Linked DNA regions of Homo sapiens: region 2 is linked to region 1. A link is a loop called in an ENCODE intact Hi-C map of the cell type or tissue named here. Cell type or tissue: heart left ventricle. All regions are shown on one strand. Links, peaks and the distances in the headings refer to the core of each region. The heading gives the core; the rest is flanking DNA.

Region 1 (16,496 bases), core at 2,881-10,880:
AGAGTGAGACTTTGTCTCAAAAAAAAATAAATGAGTACAAAATAAAAAAGGGTCGGGCCGGGCGCGGTGGCTCATGCCTGTAATCCCAGCACTTTGGGAGTCTGAGGAGGGTGGATCACAAGGTCAAGAGATTGAGACCATCCTGGCCAACATGGTGAAACTCTGTCTCCACAAAAAAAAAAAAAAAAAAAAAAAAACAAACAAAAATTATCTGGGCGTGGTGGCACATGCCTGTAGTCCCAGCTACTCGGGAGGCTGAGGCAGGAGAATCGCTTGAATCAGGGAGGCGGAGGTTGCAGTGAGCCAAGATTGTGCCATTGCACCCCAGCCTGGGCAGCAAGAGCGAAACTCTGTCTAAATAAATAAATAAATAAATAAATAAATTTATAAATAAATAAGAAAGGGTCACACTGCCTATATTCATTAATTCAGTCATTCGACAAATATTTTTTGAATGGAACATCTGACATCTGGCAGGCACTATTCTAGGCACTGGGGATGTAGCAGGAAAGGAGACAGACCACGAGTCCGTGTTCCCTGCCTTCATGGAACTGACATGCTAGTGGGCTGTGGGTAGGACAACAGCAAATTAACACTATGTCTGGGATATCAGACGGGGAGGAGTGCTATGTGGAAACCAAAGCACGGAATGGGGACGGCGAGTGCAGGGTAGAGTGAGGTTGCAACTTTGAGAAATACGGTCAAGAAAAGTCTCCCTGGGTTGGGTGTGGTGGCTCATGCCTGTAATCCCAGCTCTTAGGGAAGCAGAGGCTGGAGGACAGCTTGAGCCCAGGAGTTCAAGACCAACTTGCGCAATATGGCAAGACCCTGTTCTCCGCAAAAGAGGGGGGGAGAAAAAAAGAAAAGTCTCCCTGAAGAGGTAACATTTGAGTGAAGATCTGAAAAAGGCAGAAAGTAAGCCATCTGCATGTTTTGGAGAAAAGTTTAATTGCAAGCGAGAGCAGCTAGTGCCAAGGCCCTGGGGCAGGAGCGTGTCTGCTATGTTTGGGGAAACAAGGAGGCTGGTGTGCAGCAGCAGAGGGAATGAGGCAGGAGAGTAATTGGAGGTGGGACAGAGAGGCAGGAGGGTAATTGGAGGTGAGATGGAGAAGGTCCAGGGTGCTGGGTCCTGTGGGCCTATGGCCATTGTAAGGAGTCAGCTTTGATTCTGAATGTGGATTCACTGTAGAATCTTGAGCAGGGAAGTGATGTGATCTGACTTCGGTTTTAATAATCTCTGTGGCTGCTGTGTTGAAAACAGTTTGTGAGGGGCAAGGGAGATGTTAGGAAGCTCCTGCAAGGATCCAGGTGAGAGACGATGGCAGCTCAGACCAGGTAGTAAGAGTGGGGCTGGTGAGAAGTAGTGGATTCTGTATCCAGGGTGGGTTGGCCTGAGTCCCAACCTGATTATGCAGGAAGGAAAGCTCCCATCCTGCCCCATCCATGTTCCCTCCAGCTCTCACCCATGCCCAGAAGCCTGAAGGGCAGGTGCATTCACTCACAGCATCCGGCTGTCCTGTTCTCCTCTTCTGGATCCATGTCTTCAACCAGTGAAGTCACTTGGAGTGATGACACTGTCACCACTGAGCTCACTGTGATAACAGCAATGTCCATGCCAGGAAGCTACCTCCTGGTGCTTCAAAGCTTCTGGTCTTGGGGCTGCCAGGATGGCACTATGCCCATGCATGGTGAGAAGAAAGTCTACTCCTTCTGTGGACCATACTTTGCACCTGGGCCCCAAGTCTATCCTGCTTGTGCCCCACACAGCTCAAAGACTTTCATGAGCATTTCCATCAGCTTCTGATCCTCACTCCCTCTTGCCATAGGAGCTCACTCCAACCTCAGTTTCCTTGGGGAACCAGACCCCTGGCCATCTTCTTCCTCCTCCATATTAAACCTTATCCTGCTTCCCAGGCTGTAAAACGAAAAATGTCCAGAGACAGCCCTGAGTGTGTGCGTGCGTATGTGAGAGTGTGTGTGCACGAGCGTGTGTGAGTGTATGTGTGTGTGACGCTGAAGGAAGCAGGTGTGAGGGTGTGAAGGGAACCAGCTTAGGTTGGTGTTATCACCCCAATTTTCCTGGTGAATCAATGGAAACTCCGAAAGGTTAAGTGATTTGTCCAAGGCCATCTCTTTTGCATTAAAATCCCCTAGTAGTCTCTTTTCTTCTACAATGTGAAGACCCCAGGCCCTTTCCACCTTTTTTAAAATACAAAATGATTTGATAGTGAAACAAAAATTTCAAAATTGGAATATTTGTATTTAAAATCTTGGATCTACAGTGGCTGTATCTGTAGTAGCCAATCAAGCAGTCATTCAACAAACATTTATTGAGTGACTAATAGATATCAGGCCAAGAAGCTCAAGTAAGCATAAGCAGGTAAGTCCTATTTCACTTTGGCTATTTGGAGAGAATTCTAGACTACTCCTTAAGAGGAAGGAACAGGACCAGAAATGGGACTTAATCCTCGCCTCATTGGTGTGAATGGTAGAATGATAGCAGGAAGGCACTGTTGCAAGGTCAGGCAAAGTGGGTTCAAATCTCATGTTCACCAGTGACAACCTGGGTGACCCCTAGAACCTCAGGTCCCTTTAGCACTGGACAGATGCGGCCAGGGTTTGACACAGGGTAAACACTTGACAGATGATCGCTACCATTGCTGGGCGGGCAATGGAGCTTGAATACAGACAGAAACAAATGGGAAAATTCTGCCCTGTGTCCTTTTTGCCTGCAGTGTCAGTTTTGGGAGAGAAAAGAAACTTGTAAGTATCTGGATAAGAAATGGCCGTTGGTCCCCAAAGAGTTAACAGAGTTCCTCAAATCACCTGCTTCCTTCAGCTTGCCAAAGTTTCTCCAATTGTAGAAAGGCAAAACCTTTCATGTTTGCCAAAGACTTGCAATTTCATTTTTCCATGGCTTCCAACAAGGGCAAAACCTGCTCTTCACCCTCAATGCCTATGGATGATGAAGTCTAACACTGTAGATAGTTTTCTGGGTGATTAGATAGATCACGTTTTCCAAAATAAGGAATTAAGATCCATGGTACGGGTAGGGAGAGGAAGGTGTTGGTGGGTATGTTAGATGAGAGGGTAAAATAATATTTGAAATCCTGGGAAACTGGGGAGGAATATTTGGTCACCAGCCTTTTGTCCACTTATTAGATTGCCTGGAAATTTGGAGATCTTGGTCTGTTATCTCAGTAGACTGTAAGCTCTATTGAAGGTGAGGATCATGCCTCGGAAACTTTTCCCCATAGGACATTGGAAATAGTAAGAAGCTTTATACAGGGGGCAGATTGCTGTTAATACTAACAGCTAATGTTTATTGAGTACTTGCCCTATCCGAGGAACCACAATAAGTGTTTCATAATTACCTTAGTAAATTCTCAAAAGAAAAAAAAACAACTATCAATAGACAACTGTGCTATTATTATCTATCTATTCTTTTAAGATTTTTATTACCATTTTACAGAAGATAAAATTGAGGCTCAAAGACATTGAATAATAAGCCCAAAATCACAGAGCTCATTTTTTCTTCTTTAAGACAGGATCTTGCTCTGTTGCCCAGGCTGGAGTGCAGTGGCGCGATCTTGGCTAACAGAGCCTAGATCTCCTGGGCTCATGTAGTCTTCCCTCCTTGGCCTCCCAAGTAGCTGGGACTACAGGCATGCACCACTATGCCTGGCTAATTAAAAAAATTTTTTTTTTGTAGTGACGGGGTCTTCCTACATTTCTCAGGCTGGTCTTGAACTCCTGGGCTCCAGCGTTCCTTAGTCCTCAGCCTCCGAAAGTGCTAGGATTACAGGCATGAGCCACTGCACCCAGCCTCACAGAGCTCCTAAATTATAAGAGTGGGGATTTGAACCCAGGTATGTATGATTTCATTCTGCTACACTGACCTCAGAATCAATTAGGTTTGGGTCAAAACTTCAGCCTTTTCTAACTAGCTGTGTGACCTTGAGCAAGTCACTTACACTTTCTGAGCCGTAGTCATCTCATCTTTGAAACAAGAATAAGAAGAAAATTCTCATAGAGTTGTTGAGAGATTGAAAAAGAATTATAAAAAGTGCCTGGCATTGTGTGGGCAACTCCAAAATATGAGATCCCTTCTAACTCTTAATAAAAGTTTATTGAAAGAGTAAAAAATTTCTCTCCCTCTCAGCCTGCAGCGGGTTAACTTAGAACCTCAGGGTGTCAGCATTTCTCTCATCTTGGCACTAATTATGTACAGAAATCATTTTGCCTCTGACACATATAATGAAAACGATTGTACAGAAATGGAATTTATCATGCTATGTGTTACGAGAGGCTTTTTTAAAAGACTACCTCAATTTCCCCCACTTTTCTTTTATTCCCCCCTCTTCTTGCCAGATAATCAAATACAAAAGTTATATTAACCTCCAAACCACTTCAATTAAAATGCTCATCCAAAATTTGAAAACAATTAAAAAACCCATTATCTCAGATTTAACGTTCTCTGATTTTGTGTCTATTTTCTGCCGCAGCATAAATGGCAGGTAACATTATCACAGTAGGTGCCTTCTAGAAAGCAATGTCTCATTCTCTGCCCGTCGGTCCCGCGGCTGCTCTCTCGGCACCGGCCTTATTAAAAATCCACACACCCTGGTGTACTTTTGTCATGTCCAAATGCACTGAAATAATTGATTGTTTTAATGAGCTCTCCATCTGTCTCATTTTCTTCTGTCTTTCTCTACTCAGTAACTGGTTTTAGTGAGAGAAAAGAACAGACTCCACTCTTGGGAGGTCACAGTTTGAAAGAGGGGAGGATCTCTGGCTTGGATCTGCTGCCCAGGGGTTCTGCATTCCCTGGTGAAATTAGAAATGATTTCCCCAGGCTGGGCATGGTGGCTCATGCCTGTAATACCAGCATTTTGGGAAGCCAAGGCAGATGGATCATTTGAGGTCAGGAGTTCGAGACCAGCCTGGCCAACATGGTGAAAACCCATCTCTACTGAAAATACAAAAATTAGCCGTGAGTGGTGGCACGCCCCTGTAGTACCAGCTACTCAGGAGGCTGAGGCAGGAGAATCGCTTGAACCCAGGAGGCGGAGGTTGCAGTGAGCTGAGATCATGCCACTGCACTCCAGCCTGGGCAACAGAGTGAGACTCCATCTCAAAAAAAAAAAAAAAGAAAGAAAAAAGAAATGATTTTCCCAAAGAAGAGCATGCAGGGAAAAGTGTTAGGTGCTGTGGTGGCTGCAAGGAGCACAGGTCCCTCAACTTAGCCCAAGAGAAAGAAAACTCTCTAGTCACTCCTTGAGATAGAAGGAGGACACCTAGCCACTTCAGTTTGGGTCAACAAACGGGTATTGAGTGCCTACTGTATACCAGACATATAGCAGACAGTAGAAATGTGGTCTCCAACGTCTGGCAGAATCAGTAAAAAAACTCCTTGGGTCAGATGCATTCATATGCTACTGGTAGGAATATAAATTTTTTACAGCTTTCCTGGAGCGTAATTGAACAATATGTATAAGAGATTTAAGAGATGTGCATGCCCATTGACCCAACAATTGGCCTTCTAATAATTTATGATAAGGGGATAATCACTTATGTGTGCAAAGATTTAGCTGCAGCTGTGTTCATTGCAACATTATTTACAAAAGCAAAGAAAAAATCTTTGAAAAACCTAATTGTTCAATGACAAGGAATTATATAAATTCGTGATGACATATCGTTAGGATGGCATACTAGAAAATCATTTAAAAGAATATTAGAAGAGAATATTTATTGACATGGGGAACAGTTAATTACACATTTTTTTTTTTTTTGAGGTGGAGTCTCGCCCTGTTGCCCAGGCTGGAGTGCAGTGGCATGATCTCGGCTCACTGCAACTTCCGTCTCCTGGGTTCAAGCGATTCTCCTGCCTCAGTCTTAGCGAGTAGCTAGGATTACAGGTGCCTGCCACCATGCCCAGCTAATTTTTGTATTTTCAGTGGAGGCGAGGTTTCACCATGTTGGTCAGGCTGGTCTTGAACTCCCAACTTCAAGTGATCCTACCACCTTGGCCTCCTAAAGTGGTGGGAAATGATACATTGTTAAGTTACAGTAAACAAATAAAATGTCTAATAAATAGTATGATCTAAATTTTCTGGAAAAAAAAATGTCTGCAATTGTGTGGAAAAAAGACGGGAAGGAAATGCACTATTCTGGGAAGATGAGAATTTGTGTTACATTTAGATTCTTCTCTGGGGTTCTTCTGATTTTTTTTTCCCAGTGATAATGTGTTACTTGTTATTTTCAAAACAGAAAAAGCTGTTTTGAAAAGAGATAGCTGTGAACAGGAGCCAGAAATGAAATGGAAACTGTTGGGAATTAAGCAGGCTTGGGGACTAGCTGGGCTCTAGCCTGGCTTATTTCCTCTGTGGGTTCATTCTACTCTCTCTACTTACTGGGTGTGTTAGGCCATTCTTGTGTTGCTATAAAGGAATGCCTGAATCTGAGTAACTTATAAAGAAAAGAGGTTTAATTGGCTCACAGTTCTGCAGGCTGTACATACAGGAAGCATGGTTGGCATCTGCTCAGCTTTTGGATGACCTCAGGAAGCTTACAATCATGGCAGAAGGTGAAGGGGGAGCTGATGTATCACGTGGTGAGAGCAGGAGCAAGAGAACAAGGGGAGGTGCCACACACTTTTAAACAACCGGATCTCACAAGAACTCACTCACTATTGCAAAGAAGGCACCAAGCGGATGGTGTTAAAAGTCCACCCCCATGATCCACTCACCCCGCACCAGGCCACACCTCCAACATTGGGGATTACCTTTCAATCTGAGATTTGGGGGCACAAACATCCAAACCCTTTCATTGCTTACCCATGGTTCTGCTGCCTCTAAACCTCTGCCTGCTTCTGGTCTATCAGAGCCTCTCCAGCCAGAAGTCAACCTCATGACTTTGCTACTTCAGTGCCAAAGTATGACTATTTTGGTCTCCGGGTATATTTAGTTCTCTGGATATACTATACATAGTCCAAATTTCCAGAAGAGAGAGACTCCTCTCTTCTTTACCAGGCCAAGGCCTATGTCATTGACTGGATCAGACCTGATCTGGTGGCTCATATCTAATCAGGTGTGGTCCAATCAGCAGTGGGCCAGAGTCAAGGGTTACTGGGCTCATATCTTAACCAGGGCATGGAGGTGGGGCATTTCCCTTTAGGATGCTGTGTGGTTGGACGGTCCCAGTGATAGACATCTTCAGCACAACAGTCCAATCAAATAATTTAAATAATGCAGGGCCCAAATATCTGCATGGAAACCAGATCCCAAGTCTTTGTTCTCAGCTTTGATCAACTAAATTAAGCCACTGTTGATTCTTACTGATTTTGGCGCTGACATCACAGCTCACACAATTTTGGGGGACAGGGTATTAGGCCTATCCAACTGAAATAGATAATGAATCTAAGCTTTATTAGGGTTATAGATGCAGACAAGGCAAAATCAAAGTTAGATCATTGTCAAAAGGGTTGGATCTGTATAGCATAGCATGTTACTGATAATAACAGCTATCATTTTTCATACAATAGTATATAATTTACTACCTGCCAGGCACTGAGCTTCACAGGTATCATTCTAGTGACTCCTCAAACAATCTCGTTGTCAGTAAGGTACGGTTATAATTAATTCCCATCTCATAGATAACGAAACTGAAGATCAGGGAATTTAAGTAACTTTTTCCCAGGTCACACATGACTAGGAGGTCACTGGGTTAGAATTCAAACCCAAGCCTTTTGTAATTCCAGATTCTGTGGGCTTTACCACCTCTCAATACCACCCAAATACTTTCTGTCCAAACCCCTTATTTTGGAATAATTAAAAAGAATTACCATCACTTCTGGCCATTCTCTGGCATTTTATCTAGAGCAGGATAAGACTCTGGCTCAGTCTTTCCCAGGCCAGACAGGTCATGTGACTATAATAATTGGAATGTTTTTGCTAGCAACAATGGGAATCCCAACACAAACTGGGAATGTGTTAGTTCAACAATTGAACAAACTTCTGCTTCTCATGAGAAGGGAGTAGCAGGAATGAGATTTTTTTTCCTCCTGCTTAAAACAACCAAAAAATAGATACAATGTATGATGCAATGGTTTTTAAACTTTGGATCTTAGGAAACAGAGGACAGTTAACCTTGAAAGACAGGAAACAAAGTGAGCCCTGGGTTTGCTCCAGCATACTGCTTTGAGAGACTTTCCACGCTGCAGCCTAGGAGGATTCGAGGAGACTCCCTAAATTAAGGAGACAGAAGTGAAAGTTTGGGGAGGCCAAGGTGTCTGGAGGAACCAGATTGGAATAGTGGAGAGAAGAGAGTTGCATAGAGGGAGAAAGCCAAAGATTGGCCAGAGAGTATCCTTGGATTTTCAAGACAGGAGGGATCAGCCTGCACATTTGAGGAAATGACCCAAGTTTGGGGAAAGAATTATCAGAAAGGATTAGAAATAACAGTGTTGGCATTTACACAGGACCAAGAACAGTGTCTGTTCCCATTTGCCAGACTGGAAAACCTCATGGATCTCAGGGCATTGAATAGACTACAGACGGGTCTTACTCATTGGTGGGGAATAATTAACTAAACACTAAACAAATCTTAAAGGGGATTCCCACAGTTAACAATATACTTAATGGCTAAAACTGGATACTATCTCCTAAGATCAGAATAAGACAAGGATATACTACCACGTCTTCTATTTAACAATATGCTGGAGGTCCTCACTGGTGAAATAAGGCAAGACAAAGAAACAAAAGGCATCCAGATTGGAAAGTAAAACTATCTTTATTTGAAGACAGCATGATTATTTATGTAGAAAATCCTATGTAATCTACATAAAACTACCATATCTAATTAATGAGTTTAGCAAATTTGCAGGACACAAGATCAATATACAAAAATCAATTTTATTTCTATACACTAGCAACAAACAATTGGAAATTGAAATTTAAAATACCCTTTACAACAAATTCAATACTTAGGGATAAATCTGACCAAAAAAGGTGAAAGAACTATACATTGAAAGCTACAAAACATTTAAAGAAAAAATTAAAAAAGACTTAAATAAATGAAGAAATATATCATGTTAATAGGTGAGAAGCCTCAATTTTGATAAGATGTCTGTTCTCCCCAAATTGATCTATGCAATCCCAATCAAAATCCCAGTTGGCTTTATTTTTGGTAGAAATTGTCAAACTGATTCTAAAATTCATATGAAATGCAAAATATCTACAATGGCCACAACAACTTTGATAAAGAAGAATCAAGTTCAAGACTCTTACAGTTTAGTAACCAAATAGTATTGCATTGGCAAAAAAAAAAAAAAAAAAAAAAAGACCAACATATTCATCACCGATGGGACAGAATAGAGAGTCCAGAAATACACAAATGCATATATAAAAAATTGAGTCTTGACAAAGGTGTAAAGATAATTCAGTGGTAAAAGGAAGTCCTCTCATCAAATGGTGCTGGAAGAATTAGATATCTAGATGCCAAAAACACCACCCCAAAAAACAAAACAGCACTTGGATCCATAACTTGTATGAAATGCAAATTTAACTCAAAATGGATCATAGATCTAAATGCAAAACTTAAAACTATAAAATTCCTAGAATAGTAATTCTTAATGGGGGCAATTTGACACCCCCTACCCCACAACCCAGGAAATACGTGGCAATGTCTAGAGATATTTGTGGTTGTCATAAGTGGAGGGGGCATGCTATAGGTGTCTAGTGGGTAGAGGCCAGAGGCACTCTCAAACATTTTATAATGTGTATAAAGACCCCCACAGCAAAGAATTATCTAAAATAATGTGTCAAGAGTACCAAGGTTGAGAAACTCTATTCTAGAAAAAAATATAGAAGAAAACTTTTGTGATCTTGGTATAGGCAAACATTTCTTAGATCTGACACCAAAAGTACAATCTATAAAAGAACAAATTGACAAATTCAACTTTATTAAAATTAAAACTTTTTGCTCTTCAAACACATTGTGAAGAACATGAAAAGACAAGCCAAGGGCTGGAAGACAATATTTGCAAATCATACATCTGACAAAGGATCTGCATCTAGAATATGTAAAGAGCTCTCAAAACTCAATAAGAAGTAAATAAATAACCCAGTTAAAAACTGGGCAAAATATTTGAACAGATAATTCATCAGAGAAGCTATAAAGATGACAAATAAGCACATCAAAATGTGCTCGCTCTCCTTAGTCATTCGGAAAATGCAAACTAAAACAACAATGAGATACCACTACACACCTATTTTAGAATGGCTAAAATTAAAAGGACTTACCATATTGAGTGTTGGCAAGGATGTGGAAGAACTGAAACTCTTTTTTCTTTTTTTGAGACAGCCTCACTCTGTTGCCCATGCTGGAGTGCAATGGCATGATCACAGCTCACTGGAGCCTCAACGTCCCAGGCTCAAGCCATCCTCCCACTTCAGCCTCCTGAGTAGCTGGAACTAGAGGCATGCACCACTGCACCAGGCTAATTTCTTTTTTTTTAATTTTTAGTAAAGATGAAGTTTCACCATGTTTCCCAGGCCACTCTTGAATTTCTGGGCTCATGTAATCTGCCTGCCTTGGCCTCCCAAAGTGCTGGGATTACAGGCAGGAGCCACTGCGCCCGGCTGGGAGAAATGACACTCTTACATCCTGCTGGTAGAAATGTAATATTGTAGAACTATTTTGGAAACCAGTTTGACATTTCTTTAAAAAAGTAAACTAGGCCGGGTGCAGTGGTTCATGCCTGTAATCCCAGCACTTTGGGAGGCCAAGGCGGGCAGATCGCCTGAGGTCAGGAGTTTGAGACCAGCCTGGCCAACATGGTGAAACACTGCCTCTACTAAAAATACATAAATTAGCCGGGTATGGTGGCACGCACCTGTAATCCCAGCTACTTGGGAGGCTGAGGCAGGAGAATAGCTTGAACCTCAGAGGCAGAGGTTTCAGTGAGCCGAGATTGCGCCATTGCACTCCAGCCTGGGCAACAGAGCAAGATTCTGTCTCAAAAAAAAAAAAATGTAAACTATATCTGCCATCAGATTCATCTTGTCCGCTCCTAGGTATATACCAAGGAGAAATAAAAGCATGTGTTCCTGTAAAGACTTACACACAATGCTTATAGCAGCCTTGTTTGTAATAGCCCCAAACTGGAAACAATCCAAATATCCATCAACAGGTGAATGGATAAACAAACTGATATATCCATCTGATGGAATACTACTTAACAATAGAAATGAATGAACTGTTGATACACATAACATGGATGCATCTCAAAATAATTATGCTGAATGAGAGAAGTCAGACAAAAAAGGTATATACTGTATGATTCCATTGATATGAAATTCTAGAAATGAAAACATCCACAGTGACAGAAATCAGATTGCCCAAGGCAGGGGTTGAGAGAGAAGGAGTAAAAGAGGCAGGAGGAAACTCAGAAGGTGATGGATATGTTCTTTATCTTGATTGTAGAGATGGTTTTACTGGTGTATACATATGTCAAAACATCAAGTTGCAGACTTTAAGTCTGTGCTGTTTGTTGCATATTATACCTCAATAAAGCTCTTAAATTTTTTTTAAATGAAAAGTTGGAATACACAGATTTTTCAAAGTTAAAGTGTCACGAGAGTAATCCTGGCTTCAAGCATGTCTGAGGAAAAAGAGTTCAAATGATATGTTGATGTGCAACTTCTCTTTCTCCAATTGTGGAGCTCTCCTCCTGTGATCAATGGTGCTGCCTCGACTCCTGAATTTCTTTTTCTTTTCTTTTCTTTTCTTTCTTTCTTTCTTTTTTTTTTTTTTTTTTTTTGAGACGGAGTCTCCCTCTGGAGTGCAGTGGCAGATCTCGACTCACTGCAACCTCCGCTTCCCGGGTTCAAGCGATTCTCTTGCCTCAGCCTCTGGAGTAGCTGGGACTACAGGTGCCCGCCACCATGCCCGGCTAATTTTTAAATTTTTAGTACAGGGGTGTTCACCATATTAGCCAGGCTGGTTTCAAACTCCTGACCTCAAGTGATCCGCCTGCCTCGGCCTCCCAAAGTGCTGGGATTACAGGCGTGAGCTGCCCTCCCCGCCGACTCCTGAATTTCATCCTTCCAAGTTCAAATCCAGAGAAAAGATAGGAGCATCTTTTCCCCAATGCATCTCTTAAAACTCTGAATTCCCTCTGATTGGATCAGCTTAGGTTATGTGTCTGTGAATGCACCAATGGCTGCACCTAGGGCACTGTGATGCTCTGATTGGCTCAGGCCTGGGTATGAGGACTGAGAGCAGGAAAGGAGCAGATTCCTAAACAAAAATCAAGAAGGGTACTGGATACTGTCCCAACTGTGAACATGCACTTCTCAGATCTCTGCTGCAGGGAGCATGATGGATCTAGGGCTTCAGCTGCTGTGCTCTGAAATCCATCATTGCATTTATGCAACGGCCACACGTCCCCCCGGGGCTGCTTCCAGCCGGTGGCTGAGTGCAACAGGAATACTAAGGCAGTCCCATTCTGGAGAGACACGACTCCCCTGACAGGTGACTTTGGCTCAAGGACTCCCTACTGGCCTTGCTGAACAACCTTGCATTGCAGTCCAAGATGCCTCTACCCACTCTTCCTTCTCGCTGTCTACCCCTCACTTGGGATTAGAACTGCATTGGGTGGTGAATGTCCCAGCTCCCCTCTCCCCCTGGCTCCCTTCCCATTTTCCCTCACAGGCATTTTCCCCTAATAAACTTCTTGCATGTGTAACCTCATTTGGGCATCTGCCTCTTGGAAGACCCAAATTAACACAAATACTGGAAAGGCAACTAGCAAATCGCTAACTCTCATCAAAAGTTTTAGGGTTTTCCAAATAAGTTCTTACCCCATATCTTATTTGACTCGTGGTTTTGGTTAGAGGAACTTCGGGGGATGAAAGCCTTGAAGTTGATATAATAATATTGACTTATTGGTTAATAACCCTACCTTTTGTTTGCCAAGCACGCAATGACTTACAAAGCACTTTGAGGTACATAACTTCAGCTGGTCTTCACAAAAACTCAGTGAAGCAGGTGGAGATATTTTTCAATGTTAGTCATAAAGAGACTGAGATTCAGAGAGGTTAAAATAAATTCTTTAAAATCCCCAGATTCGTGTCACTGCTGTGCCTAAAATTTTTTCAGTGGCTTTCCATTTCCTTCAAGATAAAGACCAAACCATTAACGTAACAGGAAAGAGACCCATGGTTTGGCCCTGGAAATACTGAGCTACGTTCAACATTCTGATAAGGCCACGCGCTATTTGGCCTCAAAGACTTTGCATATGCTTTTCCCACTTCCTGAAACACCCTTTCCATACTCTCTTTTGGACATCAACCACTCCTTCTGCTCTCCTCCTATAAGAAGCTATTCTTTAAGATTGAGTCACGTGCTTCTTTGGGCCCCAAGCCCCCATTCTTACCCATTTCATAGCACATTGCAAGCTGTATTGCAATTTATGCCGTAACTGCTTGTCCTCACAACAACCCGTGAAGTAAGAAAGATTCTCATCAGTTTCCAGATGAGGAAACAGAATTAGGAAAGTGGAGTGTATTAGTCAGAATGCTCCACAGAAACATAACTAATTGAGAGAAAAGATTTATTAATTTATTACAAAGAAGTGGCTCCCATGATTATGGAGGTGAAGAAGTCCCAAGATCTTGGCAAGCTGGAGACCCAAGAGAGCGGAAGCATAGTTCCAGTCTGAGTCCAAATGTCTGAGAACCAGGAGGGCTGATGGAGTAAGCTCCAGTCTGGAAGCCAGCATGCTTGAGATGCAAGAAGAGCCTATGTTTCAGTTGAAGTTCAAAGCCAGAAAAGATGGATAGCCCAGCTCAAGCAGTCATGGAGGAGACGTTCCCTCTTACTCAGCTTTTTTGTTCTATTCAGGTCCTCAATTTTTGGATTGGGTTGGATTGGATTGGTCCAATTGATTGGATGAGACTTACCCATATTAGAGAGTGTACTCTACTCAATCTACCGATGAAAATGTTAACCTCAGGCAGGGTGCAGTGGCTCACGCCTGTAATCCTAGCACTTTGGGAGGCCAAGGTGGGCAGATTGCCTGATTTCAGGAGTTTGAGACTAGCCTGGGCAACATGGTGAAACCCTGTCTCTACTAAAATACAAAAATTAGCCGGGCATGGTGGCACATGCCTGTAATCCCAGCTACTCGGGAGGCTGAGGCATGGGACTTGCTTGAACCCAGGAGGCAGAGGTTGCAGTGAGCCGAGATCACGACACTACACTCCAGCCTGAGTGACCGAGCAAGAGTCCATCTCAAAAAATAAAATAAAAATAAATAAATAAGTAAAATGTTAATCTTATCCAGAAATAATCTTCACAGGTCCATTAAGAATAATATTAGGCCAAATGTCTGGGTACCCCATGGACCAGTCAAGTTGACACACAAAATTACCCATCACATGGATTAACTACTCAAGATTGCATGACAGCATTTGCAGGTAGGCTAGAGAATAAACTCTGTCTCTGAAGCCCATTTTACACAGCCATGTCACCATCTTTATGGACAGGGCAGCTATGGGGGTGGTGGCACCTGCATATGCATCAGGAGTTTCTGTACTTCTTGAGGACATTTGATGTGTCAGGCTCTATGTTTGGCATTTTATTTGCATCCCTATGACTCTATATTGTCATAATCTCCAGGCATATGAACATTTGTTGAGTGCAGAAATCCCCATTTGCTAGAGAGGATAACCCCCTTATTATGGATTATTACGAATTTATTATTATGGATTTGAATCCAGAACTGTCTGACTCCACAGCCAGGACTCCTTACATAGCATTGCCCTTCTCAAAAAGGACAGTTTTGTTGTCCCAACCTCTTTATCACTCTCCAGAAACATGCCTTCCTGGAGCTTGACTCTAGTCCTCTAGGGGGCTGTGGGCTGGGCAGGACCTGGGAGCAGGCTGAGAAATCTAGAATCTCAGCTCCCCAAGGAGCACTCCTGGCAAGGAGGCATCGTCCCCTTGCCAGAGCAGACTTGCCCAGCTTAGCAAGCTCTCCAGGACGCTGCTGAGCAGACCCTGGGTTCAGGAGCCCAGCCAAGCACCTTGTAGGTCTGCTGGCCTCTGATCTAGCTGCTTCTACTGCAGTGTCTCCAGATGTACAGGGGTTTGCTGGGCCTGCGGTTCTAAGTAGTAGCTTCGTTGAGGGGATTTGTGTTTCTTCTCTTCCTTTCTCTTTTAAATCTTAGCAGCATCTGCTCCTCCATCCGTGGCAGGTTCCCAGTGTCTCAGACAGACGTCAATATTGACAGAAGAGGCCCCTGGGCCCAGCAGGGTATGCTGTTTCAGAAGAGTAGCTGAACAAGTTCATTAGGGGGACTTCTCGGCACCCTTTGGCAGCCCCAATTACTTGGTTCTGAGCAACATGAATATTGATCAGTGGGATGAGGGGGCTCATCTGGGTTAGGATGTTTTTCTTTTTCAGAGGAAGTATAGAGGAGGGTTTTAAGGTCACAGGTTCTGGAGTCAGAAAGGTCTGGCTTCCCATTCTGCCTCTGCCCTTGGCTACCTATGTGACCTTGGGAAAGGGTAATCACCATGCTGAACCTCAGTTTCCTTATCTGTAAAATGGACATCATGATACTATGTACTACAAAAGCTTGCTGTTGAGAATCACACAACTTAATGCATTTAGCACAGGGTCAGGCACACAGCAAGTGCTCAGTAAATGCACCAGTCCCTATTGTCTCGTCAGGAAATGGCCACATCCAGAGGAACTGGTCTCTTTCCTAAGACTGAGGAAGCCTTTCCCAAAAAGCTCCCGGCAGAGTTGGGTGACGTGTTCACTCCTAAGCCAATCAATGGCTAGGGGACTAGAACTGTTACTGTCCTGTGTCCGTGTTTCATTAGCCAGAATTAGGTCATGTGACCAGCTCCTGGTTAGCATTAAATCAAAGATTATCAAGCATGAGAAGAAGCAGGAAAACATGACTCCTAAGGAGGAGTAAAATCAACCCATTGAAACCAGCCTAGAACAGACACAGATGTTAGAAGTAACTGACAAGGACATTAAAACAGTTATTCTAACCGTATTCCATAGGTTTAAAAAAATGTTCTGTAGAACTATAGAAAACATAAAAAATACCCAATTGAACTTCTAGAGATGAAGACTACAATGTGTGAGATGAAAACTACACAGAAGTGTATTAACAGCAGATTAGATATTCCAAAGAAAAAATGAGTAAATTCAAAGACTTAGTAATAGAAACTATCCAAAGTGTAACACACAAAGAAAACATATTTTTTAAATGAACAGAGCATCAATGAGATGTGGGACAAATTCAAGCAGTCTATTAATAATGTATGTGTAATTGAAGTCACCAAGGGAGAGGAGACAGACGTGGGATCAAAAAAATATTTAGCTGGGTACAGGGGTTCATGCCTGTAATCTCAGCACTTTGGGAGGCCAAGGCAGGAGGATGGCTTGAGACCAGGGGTTTGAGACCAGCAGT
Region 2 (16,496 bases), core at 3,298-11,297, 130 kb before region 1:
GGCAGAAGCCAGGATGGGTCCCTTGTAAAGTTAGCCACCAGTGGGAGCGGCCCGGAGCTCGCAGGGAATGGCAGGTCTGTCTTCTCCCAGCTCCGGCTCCCTGAACTGTGATGAGCAATTTGTCTTTCAGCCTTGATCTGCTGTCAGTGGGGCTGACACTGACTCCAAGTATTAATTTCTTCTTGAGCTGTCTTACATTGCAGTCGACAGAGGGATGGAAAATGAAGTAGATTTGCCAGATACAGAAACTCATCACCCAGCTGCCTTTATTAGTGGTGAAGCTGCAGGGAGGAAGAAGGCCTGAGCTGTGCTCCTCTTCTTTTCTTAAGAAGCAGATGCCAAACCCCTAATGAAGCATCTTTCATTTTGCAGCCCTGTGCTTTGACACCTTTCTGCCTTCACTCTCCCTTGGCTGCACAATATCTTAGCTCTGTCTCTCTCTCTCTCTTTTTTTTTTTGAGATGGAGTCTTGCTCTGTCCCCTAGGCTGGAGTGTAGTGGCACGATGTCAGCTCACTGCAAGCTCCACCTCCTGGGTCACAACCATTCTCCTGCCTCAGCCTCCCAAGTAGTTGGAACTATAGGCGCCCGCCACCACGCCCGGCTAATTTTTTGTATTTTTAATAGAGATGGGGTTTCACCGTGTTAGCCAGGATGGTCTCAATCTCCTGACCTCGTGATCCGCCCGCCTCGGCCTCTCAAAGTGCTGGGATTACAGGCGTGAGCCACCGCGCCCGGCCTAGGTCTGTCTCTTTAAAGTGGCTAGGCAGAGATATTACAAAGAAACCCATGGACACCCCAAGTCTTTTCATCAGCTTATAACACGCTCACCCATCTCATGAACATGCCCTCTTGAAGGTCTCTTGTGTTGTCTAGATTGCGTTTTATTCAGGTATCTGTGGTGGGCAGAAAGAAACAGGTTCATTCAGCTCAAGTTTTTAAAAATGTAGGAAATCTCATGGTATCCAGTGACAGGACAGCTCAGCTACTTGCTGTGTCTCTTGAGCTCTCAAAAGGCATGAATGCTCAGATATGCTATTTTCTGCACACTCGTTTCTTTATTCTTTCTCTATCCTGGCTCCTTCTGCTCTCGCACACAGCCCATCATAGCTGTCGCGGCCCTAGAGTTTATGGGGCCCTCATCTCCATACTCTGTGGCTATCTGGATCCGTCTTTCAGTGTCTAAAGTCCAAGTTCCAGATAAGGAAATCTGATTGGTTCAGCTTGTATCAGGTGTTTCCCTTTGGTCCAATCATCTGTAGCCTGGAGGGTGGGACCATGTGGTCGGTATAGCTTCCTGTCTCTGAAATAGGAAATATGGGTGGGGCGAGAAGACTTCTCTAGAACATCCAGAAAGAGATGCTATAGAAGCAAAAGCAGATCTGGATAATATATTTTTAATTTTATTTTTGTAGAGATAGAATCTCACTGTTGCCCAGGTTGGTCTTGAACTCCTGGGCTCAAGTAATTCTCCCGCCTTGGCTTCCCAAAGTGCTGGGATTATAGGTGTGGGCCACTGATCCCAGCCCAGATCTGGATTTAAATCTCTATTCATCCAATCACTTCCAGACTTTTGATCAATTATTTAATTTCTTTAATTAATTTAATTTCCAGTGCAGTGGCCACCCAGGGTTATGCCTGCAAGACCAGCTTCAAGAACATGGCTAACAGGCAAGCACAAAGAGGTTCCGCCATCAGTAGATCTCCAATTACCCTGGGTCTGCTGCATTTTCAGCACCTCATCTCTTTGGGAGCAAAGGAGAGAAGTAAAGCTTTGTATTCACATTGAGTGTATTGGGATGGGTGGGTGGTGAGATAGTCACAGCTTGGTGGCCCGGCATGTTTGGGGAAACATGAAACATAATCACATCACTATTGTGTAGAATGCGTCCATGGCCTCCCCTCACAGTTAGGCTCAAGGTCAAAATTCCTCATAACAGACTTCAAAGACTTCATGAATCAGCCTAAGTGTGTATCTCCATCCTCATCTCCCAGTGTGCCCCATTACACTCTGCTTATTCATTCATTCATTCATTCATTCATTCCCACTGTTCTGAATGCCTGTGATGGGCCAGCCCAGTAGTACAGGCCATACTGGGCCTCCTTGAGCTCCTGCTGTCTCATGACTCAGGGCCTTCACAGATGCTCTTCCCCCTGTTACGAATACTTTTCCCTCCACCCCTTCATCAGTTAGGTGCTCCCACAGAACTTTTGTACCCTGTTCCCCTTCTGTGTCAGGACTTATTGGGATGAAGACAGAGGGCAGAAATGGTGCTCATCGTGCTTCCCTGTACCCACAGTGACCAGTGCGCTGGCTGTCACACAGCCGAGCATCAGGCCAAGTCTGCTGAATGGATTAATGTCAAAAAAAGGCCTGGAAGACATATCTCTGCCTCATGGTAAAACGCTAAAGACTGCTGTGAAGCTCATTTGCAGGTTTTGAGAAAATTTTAATTACTGAACATTGACAAGGGAAAGAGTTTTTGTGGCTAAAAGTTTCGTGGCTAAAGCACATGAAAATCAGCTTCATGTTTGTGGAAGGAGAAGAGAGGTATGCATTTGCCTGGATGGGGTCAAGTAGGGTTTCTCCCTGGCTCTGCCCCTGCCCCGCCTTATCTCTCTCTCTCAAGCACTAACGATAAAGATAGGAAGGTCATGAGAAGGTGTCAGATGCCTGCAAAGAGCCAGCCTGCTTTGTGCTCACTTACTGCACATTCTTCTGACTTTAGAAAACAAGAATTTTCCTTAAAGGGTCTCTGGTTGTAGCACAGGCACCTCCCCATGTCACCTGCTTCAACTTTCCATTGTAGATCTTAGGGTCTGAGATAAGAAATCCTTCTCATAAGTTTGGAGCACTGAGACTTTGGGGCCACAGATCTAAGAGTCCAGACTCCACTGCTTGCTGGCCAGGAGACCTTGAGTGACTTCGACTCTCTGAGCTCCAGCTTCCTCGTCCTTAGAATGGGGTGGCAATAGCAGGTGCCACTGGGGTTGTCATGAGGTGTAAGTGAGAGGATGCATGGGAAGCTGTCAGTTTGGTGCCTGGTGCACAGGAAGGCCACAGTAGGGAGCAGTGATTACTACCACTGAGTCTGAGTATCAGGATATCACACTGAGGATCTGGTTTTCCAAAGGACAAAGATAGGGAGCTAGAGACAGTAATTCCAGAGATTTAAGGCACAGAAACAAATTATCCTGCCACGTTTGCTTGGCAACCACAGACTCCAATTCCTCTTGTATAGGGAGAACAGCTTCAATTGGAGAAATGTTGACACACCAAGGACAGAATTCGACTTTAAAGGTCATCATGGCTCAGTTCATCATAAAGACCCTAAGCCCATGACAATTAATGGAGATATTGAGCCAAAGGCAAACCAAGAATAGAAACTGGAGACCTTGCAGACTGAGTAGTTTTGGCCCAATAAGAGAATATTGTAGGAAATACACTTAATTTAAATATGGTGCTGGTCATGGGGAGGAAGAAACAAAAGTCCCTGTTAATTCAAATGAAGTGTTTCACTGATTACCGTAACAGAAGTGCCTTACCGAGTGGTGACCTCCCTGTCACTGGGCATATTCAGGCAAAGTCTGCCTGATCTAGGGTACGTCTGTGTTCCAGACGTGTTGGTCATTCACAAACCACCTTCAGGATATTTGCCATCTCTCTACACTAATTTTATTATAATTTACTTAATATTTGTCTCTAATTGAGCTCATTTTAGAAACGTGATAAAAAGTAAACTTACTACTATCACTGTAAGAAGAAAGCCATTCCTGCATGTCACAAATAGAAAGTAACTATAAAAGTAAATACAATAAAAACAAAAGAAGCTATTCAATTACAGCTAGGCACTAATCTTCACAAGGCTCTGAGCCTGAGGCCTGCCCTTTCTGTTAAAAGGAAGAGCAACAAGTCCTTAGAGAGGTGTTAAAAATTGAATAGCACTAAATTGAGACTTTCTCCTTTGCATAATAAAAAAGGACAAAAGAGAATTTAAAAACAAGTACCTTTTCTGCTATGCGATTTCATGTTAATGTCTATGTAACACTGAAAAATCATTTCACCATCTGCTGTTAGTAACTGCCCCATCCTCAGAGAAACTCCTGGGAGAAGAATTCTAGCACCAAATCTGGGGTTGGGTAAGAGAAGACCTAAAATCCCTTCCAACTCTGAGATATTACGACGTCAGGTTCTCACTATACTTTCTTGATATTCATTTCCCACCAAACGCTGGCAAATGCTTAACAATCTGCTCTCCAGGGGAGAAGGAAAGGCCCTGATTTACAGTGTTTGCCAATTCCCATGGTGTAAATATTCCCATCATGGCTGATTTTACTCTACCAATATGAGATCACCAAATTCCGACCAAGAGTTGGAAGGAGATGAATACAATAGGTTCAGTATGAGCTGCTTCTAGCACACATGACTGTTCCCACCCAACTGTGGTTGTCCTCTTAAGAATGTAAAACAAAACTGCTTCCAAGGGATTTATATCTAATACTGAAAAATCTTGAAAAAGCCTCTGAGACACTTGGCCATCTCTTAGAGAATGTGTGTGTGAGGGATGAACTAGAAGACTTCTTGCAGTCCCGCTCCACAATCTGATTCCATTTGTGCCCATTTCAGAGATAGAGGCATTGAGATACTTTCTTGCCTGCACCCCCACACAAACACTTTAGTAACCACTGAGTTGGGCTTGACCTTCAATTGTCCACTGTACACATCTGTATGTATATGCACATCTATATTTAATTAACATCTGCATTTCGCCTGCTGGGTATTCTCAATGGTAGCTTTGCTTTATATCCAAGCAGGGTGTTGAGGCTTCTGCTTACTTAACTTTTAAGTCATGGCCAAAGGGCTACCCTACCTCCAGTAGCTTCCCTGAATCAGTTCAAACCAGTCATCGCCTTTCCATATTTAGCATCTCCCACACATCAGTTACCATCTGCAGGTGAATTACTGTGTATGACTATGGCAATTAAATCTTCATCTGATCTGTTTGCACATTTCACCATACATACTTTCAAGAAAGCCCTGGGTCTAAGTAACATTGCATTGAGACCCATTATGTGCCAGGCATTATATGATTATTAGAGTGTCTATTTCAGAGTTGCTATGAGGATTAGATAAGAAGCTTACCCACCTCTGCCATGCCATGGCATGCTTCCTTTTTGTTCCTGTAACCCAACAAAGTGCAGAACAGTGTTGTGGACCTCGTGGGTACCCAATCAACTTCATGGATGGCAGTAAGGCTGCCCATGGCTCCAGATGCAAGCCCTGGCTTCAGTCCAGTCTAGCCCTTTCAACATCTCCTGGGTGTCCAGGCCACAAAACATTTGAGTGTCCTCCACCTGGAAAATGATGTTCTATATATCATCACTTAAGCTTAATTGTGAGTGGTTTGGAGGACACCCCACATGGGGTGATTTTATACACGGTTATTATGTTGGCATATGTGTTTCATGATCTGTGGCCTTCCGCAGCAACAACTATTTTTAGCTTCCTAGCAAAGGTCTGGCATGAGCTCCTAGTGTTTTCTTTTTTTCTTCTCCTCTTCAATGCTGGAATTGGCCTCTGCCTGGTAAAACCAAGCCAGGCCGAGCTGGGGGCTTCCAGAATGAGTGGAGAACTACTGAATAAAGCTGTCGTCTGATGACCTTGCCCTCTTGTCCCAGACCCACCAGAATGTGTTGGCCCTGGGCTGAGCATTGATTGTTATCAACATCTTAGATGGGTGGCTTACCCACCATGTACAGAGGGAAGATTCGTCTATGGGTCTGGCTCTCTGCACATATCCAACAGGCTCACTGCCTGCTGTCTTGACAAGCCTGTGTCAATCTTGGCCTGTGCATAGGGCTTTGCTTGTGATACTATATAGGCTTGTGCCTTGAGGATCTTCGCAAAAACAAAAACAAAAACAATTTCACCAATCCACTTACAACTGTTGGAGGGACAGCAAATTTCAGCTGTGTCTGGGGAGGCAGGCACCATGTTTGTTAAGAGCATGGACAGACCTGGGTTCCAATCCTATCCCTGATGCTTATTAGCTCTATGACCAGTTACCTAATTTTCTTGAGCCTCAGTCTGTGGACCTGCAAAAATGGAACCAATTACACTGGCCCTCATGATGTTGCTGTAAAGATTAATTGAGGTTCTTGGTTTAGTGCTGATACAGGAGCTAGAAAGAAATTATTTAGGCAGATAGTGAGGGTAAGAGAGTCCTTGGTAAGGTTTCCCTTTTAATAAAAGGCAGCCCCCAAATCATTTCCTTTCTAACAAAGAGAAGCCTGTAAAATCAAGCTGCAGACATAGAAAGGCAAGCTAGAAGCTTGCACGGGTGAATGCCAGCAGCTGTGTCAATAGGAAAAGGCTACCTGAGGGCCAGGCATGTTCAACATGGTGGCTCCATCTTCCCTTTTCTTTGTCAACCACGTGTACAGTAAGGAACAGACAACACGGCACCCGCCAGGTAGAGAACCGATCTGCTAGTAAGAGATTAGGGTGGGATGGCCAGCTTCTTTGCATACTATGCAAACGTCATACCTGGTCCGACTGATCTCTCGGGCTCTATGTGAATCAGACACCGCCTCCTCAAGCTTTTCTATAAAACCCCGTGCATTTCACCATGGAGCTGGAAGTCCCACTTGGGAGCTCCTCTCTCTCTGCAAGAAAGAGAGCTATTCTCTTTTCTCTTTCTTTCGCCTATGAAACCTCTGCTCTTAAACTCATTTCTTGTGTGTCTGCGTCCTCGATTTCCCTGGCGTGAGACAGCAAACCTCGAGTATTTACCCCAGACAACGATGCCACGTCTGTGCCTGGCATACCGCAAGCACTTCCTTATGCTCCTTGGCAAAGGGTTTAAGAGCCTGTGTTCACACAGCGGTTAAATTTGGTGTAGAAAAAAATGTGTAGAGGTAAAATGAAAAGACTTTGAAACCAAATTTTCCTGGATTTGATTCCAAATTTTTTCATTTGCTAGTTGTGCGTAGAAGTGGGAATATGGAAGGACTCACACTAAATAGTTAATAACTGTTTTGTAACTATTTTGTTAGTTATTAACTATTTAGTTAGTTTAGTTAATAACTATATAGTGACCAGTTGTTACTTCTGGAGTAAAACTGGTTTGGGATGATGGTGAATGATACTTTTAACCTTATTTATAATATTGTAACTGTTTACAGAGTTAATGTAGTGATGTTATTACTTGTGCATGTAAACACTGAGAATAAAAAGAAAACAGAACTGATTATTTGAATTTACCAGATTTTTGTGGTTACAGAGACAAGGCTTTACAACAATTGGAAGATATTTCTTATTTTACTTCTCCGTCTCTTGAGACTTGGGTTGGAATTTTTTCTTTCTTTCTTTTTCTTTTTTTTTTTTTTTTTTTTTTTTTGAGATGGAGTGTTGCTCTGTCGCCCAGACAGGAGTGCAGTTGCACGATCTCAGCTTGCTGCAACCTCCGCCTCCCAAGCTCAAGCGATTCCCATACTTCAGCCTCCCAAGTAGCTGGGATTACAGGCACGTGCCACCACACCCAGCTAATTTTTGTATTTTTAGTAGAGATGGGATTTCACCATGTTGGCCAGGCTGGTCTCGAACTCCTGGCCTCAAGTAATCTGCCCACCTTGGCCTCCCAAAGTGCTGGGTTTACAGGTGTGAGCCACTGTGTCTGGCCTGAGTTGGAATATTGAGGGCTTAGTCTCCATCCACATTGTCTAGTGGAAGCTTGCAAATACTATCCAGCCCAGAGAAAGACAAGGCCTTTCTCTAGCCCTAAATCCCTGCAGCTACAGAACATCCCCCAATATTCCAAAATGGGTAAATGACCCCAGCCCCAACTACTTATACCATTGCCTATAAAGTAGCCACTCTGTTGGAAATATATAGGGGCACACTGTTTAAAGGATATAGGAGCCTAAGGGAGGTTTGGGAATGAACCAGACGAAGCCAGCATCCTGAGATTACCACTGTGTACTTAGGACCATCCCCTGAGTTTTATTTTATTTTATTTTATTTTTTTGAGACAAAGTCTTACTCTGTTGCCCAGCCTGGAGTGCTGTGACTCAATTCTGGCTCACTGCAAGCTTCATTTCCTAGGTTCAAGCGATCCTCCCACCTCAGCTTCCCAAGTAGCTGGGACTACAGGTGCGTGCCACCATGCCTGACAAATTTTTGTATTTTTTGTAGAGACGGGGTTTCACCATGTTTCCCAGGCTGGTTTCAAACTCCTGGACTCAAGCGATCTGCCCGCCTCAGCTTCCCAAAGTGCTGCGATTACAGGCATGAGCCACTGCCCTCGGCCCTGTTTCTTCATTCTGGTTAATTGGAGACCTGCAGGTATTCCTGGAAAGATAGGACAGGAGGGATCAAAGTGATCAAGGATGAGCCTTGTAGTGTAAGGCAGTTTTTGGCAAACCCCAATCTTCAGCTCAGAGAGGGTTGCCTCTGCTGTTCCAATTGAGTGGGCTAAGCTTCACTGGGGTATTAGCAAGTGCGTTTTTCTGAAGGTGGCCATGCTTTCTTTGTTATTAATGAAATACAAGAAGAAAACGTGTCCAACACACAAATCCAGATGGGCGTGGGTGTGTGGGCTCTCTTCCAACAGCCACATTTCTTGGTATAATGTGACCTTTCTGTCTGATTACCACTCTGCTCTTTTCACCAGAGGAAAGTCAGGAGAGGAGGTCTTTTAAAGAGACAACGGGCAAGTTGATTAGGTGGCTCCACGTTTGTCAGACTTTATACTAAGAGCTTCAAGGGAGGGGCTGGTTGTTGCAGGAAGAAGCTGAGGACTTGATTCATTTCGAAAACTGTCCCCAGGGCCTTCTGGCTCACCCACTTCCCCACATTGCATCCTGCATGCATCAGAAACACATGAAATTTTCATGACATCCAAGCCACTTCCCTCCACGGCTCTATTTCTGTTCATTCTGCTGAAAACTGTCTTTGTCATATACAGGGAGCAGTTTAGGTGGACGAAGGACTCTGGTCTCTCAGTCCCTGACTCCACACCCCATTATTTTGATTGATTAAGTAAAACACAGCCATCAGTGAGCTATTCATAGAGAGACAGTTGGGGGGAGGGGCTCATGGACACATTTTATTTGTATGGGGACATTCTCTGATGGGTCAGTAGGTAGGGTGGAGGGATGTGGCCCAGCAAAGACAGCTCAGGGGGATCTTTCAAGTCCAGTGCGGAGAAAGCAATGGTGTACTAGCTGGTGAGGGTGATTGCATGAGAGCTGATTGTATGCATCTGCTTCCCAATTCTTTGTTCAGTGATCGATAGCTTGAAATTGGCCACAGTGGGAATATTTACACCATGGAAACTGGCAAACAAACATTGCAAATTAGGGTTTTTTGCTTGCTTGTTTGTTTTTTCCAGAAAGCTGGTTGTTAAACATTTACCAGCACATCAATGGGGCAAAAGTTTCTGTCCATATGGATACATTCTTAAGACACGTTGTCCCTAAACCCCACTGTCAGAGGCGCTGGAAACAGAGCAACTCTATTTTGAATAGGGACTGGGTAAAATGAGGCTGAGACCAACTGGGCTGCATTCCCAGGAGGCTAGGCATTCCTAGTCACAGAAAGATAGGCGGTTGGCAGGACTGGTATCACAAGATATGGGTCACAAAGACCCTGCCGATAATACAGTATGCGGTAAGGAAGCCAGCCAAAACCCACCAAAACCAAGATGGCAATGACAGTAACCTCTAGTCGTCCTCACTGCTCATAATTTTAATGCATTATGCTAAAAGACACTCCCACCAGCGCCAGGACAGTTTACAAATGCCAAGGCAACAACCAGAAATGACCCTTATATGGTCTAAAAGGAGGAGGAACCCTCAGTTCTGGGAATTGCCTGCCCCTTTCCCAGAAAACTCATGAAAAACCCACCCCTTGTTTAGCATATAATCAAGAACTAACTATAAATACACTCAGTTAAGCAGCCCATGCCACTGCTCTGCCTATGGAGTAGCCATTCTTTTGTTTCTTTACTTCTCTAATAAACTTGGTTTCACTTTACTCTATGGACTTGCCCCGTATTCTTTCTTATGTGCGGTCCAAGAATCCTCTCTTGGGGTCTCGATCAAGACCCCTTTCCAGGAACACCACCACCCCTCTATAGCATCTCTCATCATACCCTTTCCCGTCCAGATTGCAACTATCTATGTATTTGTCTTTATTATTTCTATAAGGTTTCCTTTCCTAGCTTCATACTTACTACCTCTGAAGTTGAGCAAGTCAGTTAACTTCTCTGTGCTTTAGTTTTCTCATCTTTAAAAAGGAGGAGAGTAATAGCATTGACCCTTATAGGTAATTTCTTCATGGCTGCCATGGATGAGTGGTGTAATACATTATATTTAATATTTTAATCTATTTAATCCTCACAATAACCCAGTGACAAAGGTATTATTATCCATCTAAGGACGAGAAGGCCCTCAGATCTTAAGTCTCTAGATGAAAGTCTAACAGCCATTAAGTGGCAGAGCTGGGATTAGAACCCAGAGCTTTTGGAATTTCAAAGTCTGTGTACCTAACCAGCACAGAAAACTGCCTCTTCAGCATAGGTTTTCTCCCTCTGGCAAGTTGGCTTCCTACTACTCAGCCCCTGGGCAAGAGCTGGTGTTCTGTCAGGAGCAGAAAAAAAAAAAAAGATAAAGTTCTCTTCATTTCCTTCAAAGAAACCTTTCTTGCCTCAAAGAGAGAGTGAGAAAGGAATTGGCTCAAGTTCATTTGAAATTCCAGGTTCATTATCCATGTACTTAAAGCCTGTCTAGATAACAAATGAAACGTGAAAAATGTAGTCAATCATCCACATGTTTGGTCTCTGCCATGTCAGAAGTGGTGTATTTTAGAAACATCTGGATGGCTAGAAAAGAGGCTAAGCCAAGCTTCCATTAATGAGAACTTGTGGAAATGAAGGGGGACGCCCCCCATCTCATTTTACAGATAAGGGAACTGAGACCCCCCCCCACCCCACCCCGGAGAGAAAGTATCTTGCCTAAGTTTGCACAGATTTTTGGTGGCAAAACTAAAGCATAAACTTTCACCAGTGCAGTTTCAAGTCCACCACGCTGCTCCTCTTTGCTGAAATTGCTCACCACGGTGACAGACATGGTCCTACACTCAGAGGCATGTAGTAAGTGGTTTGGCAGCAAGCTTCTATTGACAGTGCCTCAATTGTGATAAGCAGGGTTGGACTGATGAAAACCCCTATTTGCAAATGAGGAAACTGAGGCTCAGAGAGGTTAAGTAACTGGCTCAGAGTCACATAGCTGCCGGTGGGGTTTAGAGTGATTGGAGCCAGCTTTTCTTTAGGTCAATCAGTGTTCTCTTAAGCACCACCAAAAGAATCACAGATTATTTATTGAGTAAATGCTATGTGCTAGGCATTTTATGACTGTAAGGGAATTGGAGTTATATTCTGAGCTCCCCATTTAGCATCAGGAAGTTGAAGTTGCTCCAGGGTTAGATCCAGGTCAGTCAGCTTGACTGCATTTCAGTACTTTGTAAAGGAGACGCCACCCACTCTGCAGCTTAAACCTGACATTGCCCCCTCCTCCTGATTCCACGTTTTCCAAAATTCAAACTTTCACTTACAATCATCATAATCTATTGTGGTACTCATGCACTGCCACTTTTACTATTAATATTTTTCTTTACAGTAACGTTAAACAAAAAACCTTAAGTATCTACTTTAGTTCTCTCCTAAGCAATAATATCCACGACATTATGCTTTTGAAACGCCTTGTTAGAGTTTTCCTAATGCACTATTGAAATGAACACATCATAAACAAGGAAGAGTGAAAGTGACTGTCCATTTAAAATTACGCTGCATGTCACCATGGCGTGTGTAGCAACCTCTAAGGCCCAGGCATTGTGGCTTGTTTAGTGGGTTATGCAACCATCTCTAGGGCCCAGGTGTTGTGTGAAATCTATGTCATGCCTGCTGATAAGGCGGGGGGACTCAAGCACCGAGATATCTCTCTGAGTGGGGATTCGTAGGTGGAGGCTGAACACTGAAGCATTTTCCAGAAGCAGCTTTGGACTATGGCACTGCCTGACTTCCATAATGTGGGGGATTTTTATGTGTCAATCAAATCTCTGAGATTTTGCCCAGTGATTGTCTCTGTCTTGATTTATGTTACCCTGGGACCCTGGAAGCCACGCTATGGGAGGGTGGTTCCTAGTTACTAGGGTTCTATACATCAGCTCTAAACCTCACAGTCTCTTGAAAGATTGACATTATGCCCCAGTTTTGCAGATGAGAGCTCAGAGAGGCAAAGTGGCACAGCCATTAAGTAGAGAAGCCTAGCTTCAAGCCCAGGCTAGCCTAACTCTTAAAGATCATGCTTACCTGCCATTCTTATTTTTTATTTTTGAGACACAGTCTTGCTCTGTCACCCAGGCTGGAGTGCGGTGGTGTGATCTCAGCTCACTGCAAACTCTGCCTCCTGGGCTTAAGCAATTCTCCTGCCTCAGCCTCCCGAGTAGCTGGGAATTCAGGCACGATCCACCATACCCGGCTAATTTTTTTGTATTTTTAGTAGAGATGGGGTTTCACCATGTTGGGCCAGCTGGTCTCAAACTCCTGACATCAAGTGATCCACCCGCCTTGGCCTCCCAAAGTGCTGGGATTACAGGGGTGAGCCACTGCGTCCGGCCTAAGATCATGCTTACCTGCCATTCTAACCTCTGTCCTAGTGCCACCTCCCACCTGGGATCACCAGATTGAGAGAGTCCTTAGGTGGCATCATCACAGAGACTCAGCACAAGCCCCTTTTAATAATGGATGTAGGCTCTAGTGGATGGGCTCTTCCCAGAGCCAGGGAGGGGAATTCCTGGCCAGGCTCTGCAGGAAGAATTCCAAGCTGGTTTGTTTCTTGAAGCCCGGAGAAAAGCCTATTCCTAAAGAAATGAACAACTCTGGGGTTAGGAAACACAGCTGCCTGGAGAACTGGATGGATGCTGTGGTTTGTTTTAGAAAATTGAAACAGCAACTTGGGAGCGCTTCTGAGATCCCACCAATGGGAAAACCTCAGGCTCAGAAAAGAGAAGTGTCTTGACCAAGATTTGATGGCTTTTAAGCGGTAGACATGGGATTCTAACCCAGCTCTGACTATAAGGGTAGTTGTTTTTTTCTGACACAAAGCAGACCGAGTCATTCATTCACTCATTCATTTCATTCATTCACTCATTCATTCCACAACTATTTATTGAGCCACTGCTCTATCCAGGCCTTGGGAATAGGTTGGGAACTATGAGATTTGGGCTCTGGAGAAAAATCCCTGAAGTTTTCTGGCTTTAAGCCCTTCCTCCCCTCTCTCCTATTGAACATGGGTACCACTTGGGGTGGGGGCAGTGTCTTGCATTTTTTATTAATTATCTCAAGTATCTATTTTGCTGATGGAGACACAATGTCATGATCTGATCTTGTTCTCCTATAGAAGGAATCAAGTCCCCAGTGATGGTGGTTTAATGAAGAAACACAAGGCTGTCTCAAGAAATGGAATCAGGTAGAGAGAACCAACCCATCCAATCGCTGAGGCATTAGGGTCCAGGGCCCAGGGTGATTAAAAAGCTACTATTTTATTTTATTTTTTAAAATAGAGACAGTGTCTCACTTTGTCACCCAGGCTGGAGTGCAGTGCTATGGTCATGGCTCACTGCAGCCTCAACCTCCTGGGCTCAAAGGATCCTCTCACCTCAGCCTCTTAAGTGCCTGGGACTACAGGGGTGTGCCACTATACCTGGCTAAGTTTTTTGAAAATATTTTGTAGAGATGGGGTCTCACTATGTTGCCCAGGCTGGTCTCAAACTCCTGGGCTCAAGTGATCATCCTGCCTCAGCTTCCCAAAGTGTTGAGATTACAGGCATGAGCCACTATGCCTGCCTCATATTCTAAACCAAACTGTTGAAGAGTAAGTGTTTTTGATGAATGCCCCCACCAGTTCCAGGCTTAAATTATTACTGAACTTCTGCATTTCAGCCTTCAAGGCCTAGGTTGTTGGTGAGATGTCAGAGCTGTTCCTGAGATGAGCAGGGAGGAGTGGACTGCTCCATCCACGTGACCCCTTCACATAGACTTCAGGCCCTCAAGTACAGTTTTAAAGAGCTGTGTTGAAAATAACCTTCTCTCATCCATCCATACCTGTGATGTGTGTTTGGGATTGTTGCCTTGCAAATGAGGTATAAGGTGTCACCTTTGCGAGGCACTTCTTTTCTCAACTCGACATGATATTCTGGATCTATTCCCAAGCCTAAGTGAGCACGGCAATTCATTATCATGACAACTTAAGCCATAGTCCCGGATGTGGAATGCACCACGGGGCGCACTGTCTGCCTGACATTTGGCAACTTTGCCAAGAACTTAACAATAGTGCATGATTATATTTGATATGCTTTCCTTAATTCATTATGGATTCTGTGGGTTGGAGAGAAATGGAACTTTAAAATGGATTGTGTTGTTTGGAATTGTCTAAGTGCAGGGTTGGGCTTATGGGACTGAATCAGGCGTTGGACAGGTTCAGGCATGTTGGAACACGTTAAGTGACCACCTTTCCTGAAGCGGCCTCAAAGCTGGTCTGGCCTGGTCTCTTCTTGTGTTTGATAGGGAGGTATACGTCCTTATCCCCAAGCTGAATTTACTCATTTGTATTTCCTGCCTGGGTCTTGAAGACATTTACATTTGAAATCCCTGATTTTAGGTGGTGGATTGAAAGGCAAAATTCTGAATAATTGAGGCACTTACTGATGCCCTTGGCAAGCCTCTGAACCCCCATTTCACCACATTCATTCATTCAACAACCATTTACTGGCACCTGCTCCATGCCAGGCCCCGTGCTAGGTACTGGGAGGCAGCAGGCAATAGTAATTAACAAACACAACATACGGGATGCTGCTTCAACACATTAACCTCCTAACAACCCCACGAGCTAATTACATCCTCCTAACATCCTCCCAACAGCTCCACGAGCTAAGTATTATTATTTTCTCCATTTGTAGATGGAGACTGTGGGGCTCAGAGAGGCAAAGTAACTTGCCTATGGCTGCACAGCTAGTGAGCAAGTCCATATTCTTAACCACTATGCATCAGTGTTTCTCTGGCAAGATGATTTCCAGGGAGCTTACATTAGCTTTCAAGGATTCAGTGGGCTTTAAAGTTCTGCAGCCCTCTGAATCTCTGGCACTCTGCAGATTTAAGAAATTTAATGCAATACAAGTGTTTTTTCTAACCCAATAAAACTAGAAAGCTTCCCCCATCCCCCAGGAATGCTGTTTGTCAGCTCTCCACTTGCAGTGTTCACCCTTTTCTGGGCTGAAAGGGGAGACTTCCTTGGAGATGAGCTTGGTGCTTTGTGCCTTGTAAATCTTTTTAAAACCTACATTGCGAGCGTCTTTCTCTCCAAATATGGCTACTTCTCAGGCCTGGATTTAGCATTCATTCCTCCAGCACAGGAAAGGAAGGCCTCGTATAAGGTCATGCTTGTGTTATTTTCTTCTCTTGTACCAACCTGCCTGCCTGCTTTTACCTCCTGTATCCCTAGTTCTGCAGCCTTGAGTTCTACCAGCTGAGACCTCACTGTGTGGTTGGATATTGAGACTCTTATCTTTCCACAATTCTTCCTCTGTCACCAAAGAGAATAGGCATTGTCTGTCCCCACCCATTCCTCTTTCTTCATCCTCTCTAGACGTTAGTTCAGAAAAACAAGAGGAAAGGGGAAAAAGAACTACGAAACGATCAGGTTATCACCAGCATAGAAAGAGAAATAATTAGCACCAATTAAATTTGGGGTATTACAGATAAAGTGGCGACTAAGTGGAGGTTGGCCTGAACCGAAGCACAGAGATGCAACCGGGCCACGTTAATTACGAGCAGGGATTGTCATGGAAACCCAAGGTGGGCACATTCATGAACCTGTGTTAATTACATGGAAATAGCTGCACTGCAAAATGGTGCTGAGGGCAAAAGGGCATGTATTTGAAAGTTGAGGCCACTGGTACAACCTTTAGAAGCTGCTGATGACAAACCCAATTTCAGATGGTTTCCCCCATGGTTGCAAATTCTCAGCTCAGAAGTCGGAAGGCGTAATTCTTTATTGTGAGGCCGAGAGTACCGCCCTGTGTTCCCCTGACCACTCCAGTCCCTCTCCAGCAAGCTCCTTGGACTTTCACATGATCCAGCCACAAAAGAGTTAATGGCGGGTCCGGTGTCCTAGCCATACTGATTGCTAAACATTTTAATATCATTTACTATCATTCTCAGCTAATATTTATTAGACAAGAAAAATGAGGTTTGGGCCAGTAGCTCAAGGTTGTACAGCTATAAAATGGCAGCTCTATGGCTTGAACCCAGGAATTCTTTCATCAGAGCCGTCTTCTTCTTTTCTATCTTCTCCTCCCCCTCCTCCTCCTCCTCTTCCTCCCCCTCCTCCTCCTGCCCTTCCCCCTCCTTTTTCTCCTCCTCCCCTTCCTCCTCCTCC

Evidence for each region. Peaks named below come from ENCODE experiments on the same cell type or tissue, not always from the same donor. Only the 100,000 strongest peaks of a DNase experiment are listed, where the experiment ranks them.
Region 2: it touches region 1 in a loop (3-fold over the local background); 3 of 110 quality-filtered maps call a loop at or near these places.

What each region holds. Positions count from the first base shown.
Region 1 is chr12:119,237,723-119,254,218 of GRCh38, reverse strand. LOC105370025 (a long non-coding RNA gene) reads left to right here and starts at 3,755. Exons shown (of 4, transcript XR_945437.2): 1 at 3,755-3,869. In heart left ventricle, for the core only: no CTCF peak of the experiment used is centred there; no DNase peak of the experiment used is centred there; H3K27ac peaks cover 3,564 bases.
Region 2 is chr12:119,368,158-119,384,653 of GRCh38, reverse strand. All of the region lies in intron 1 of CCDC60 (coiled-coil domain containing 60), which reads right to left. Among named protein-coding and RNA genes, the nearest start is that of CCDC60, 42 kb to the right of the region's middle. RefSeq lists enhancers at 8,749-8,808, 13,921-15,120. In heart left ventricle, for the core only: no CTCF peak of the experiment used is centred there; no DNase peak of the experiment used is centred there; H3K27ac peaks cover 3,605 bases.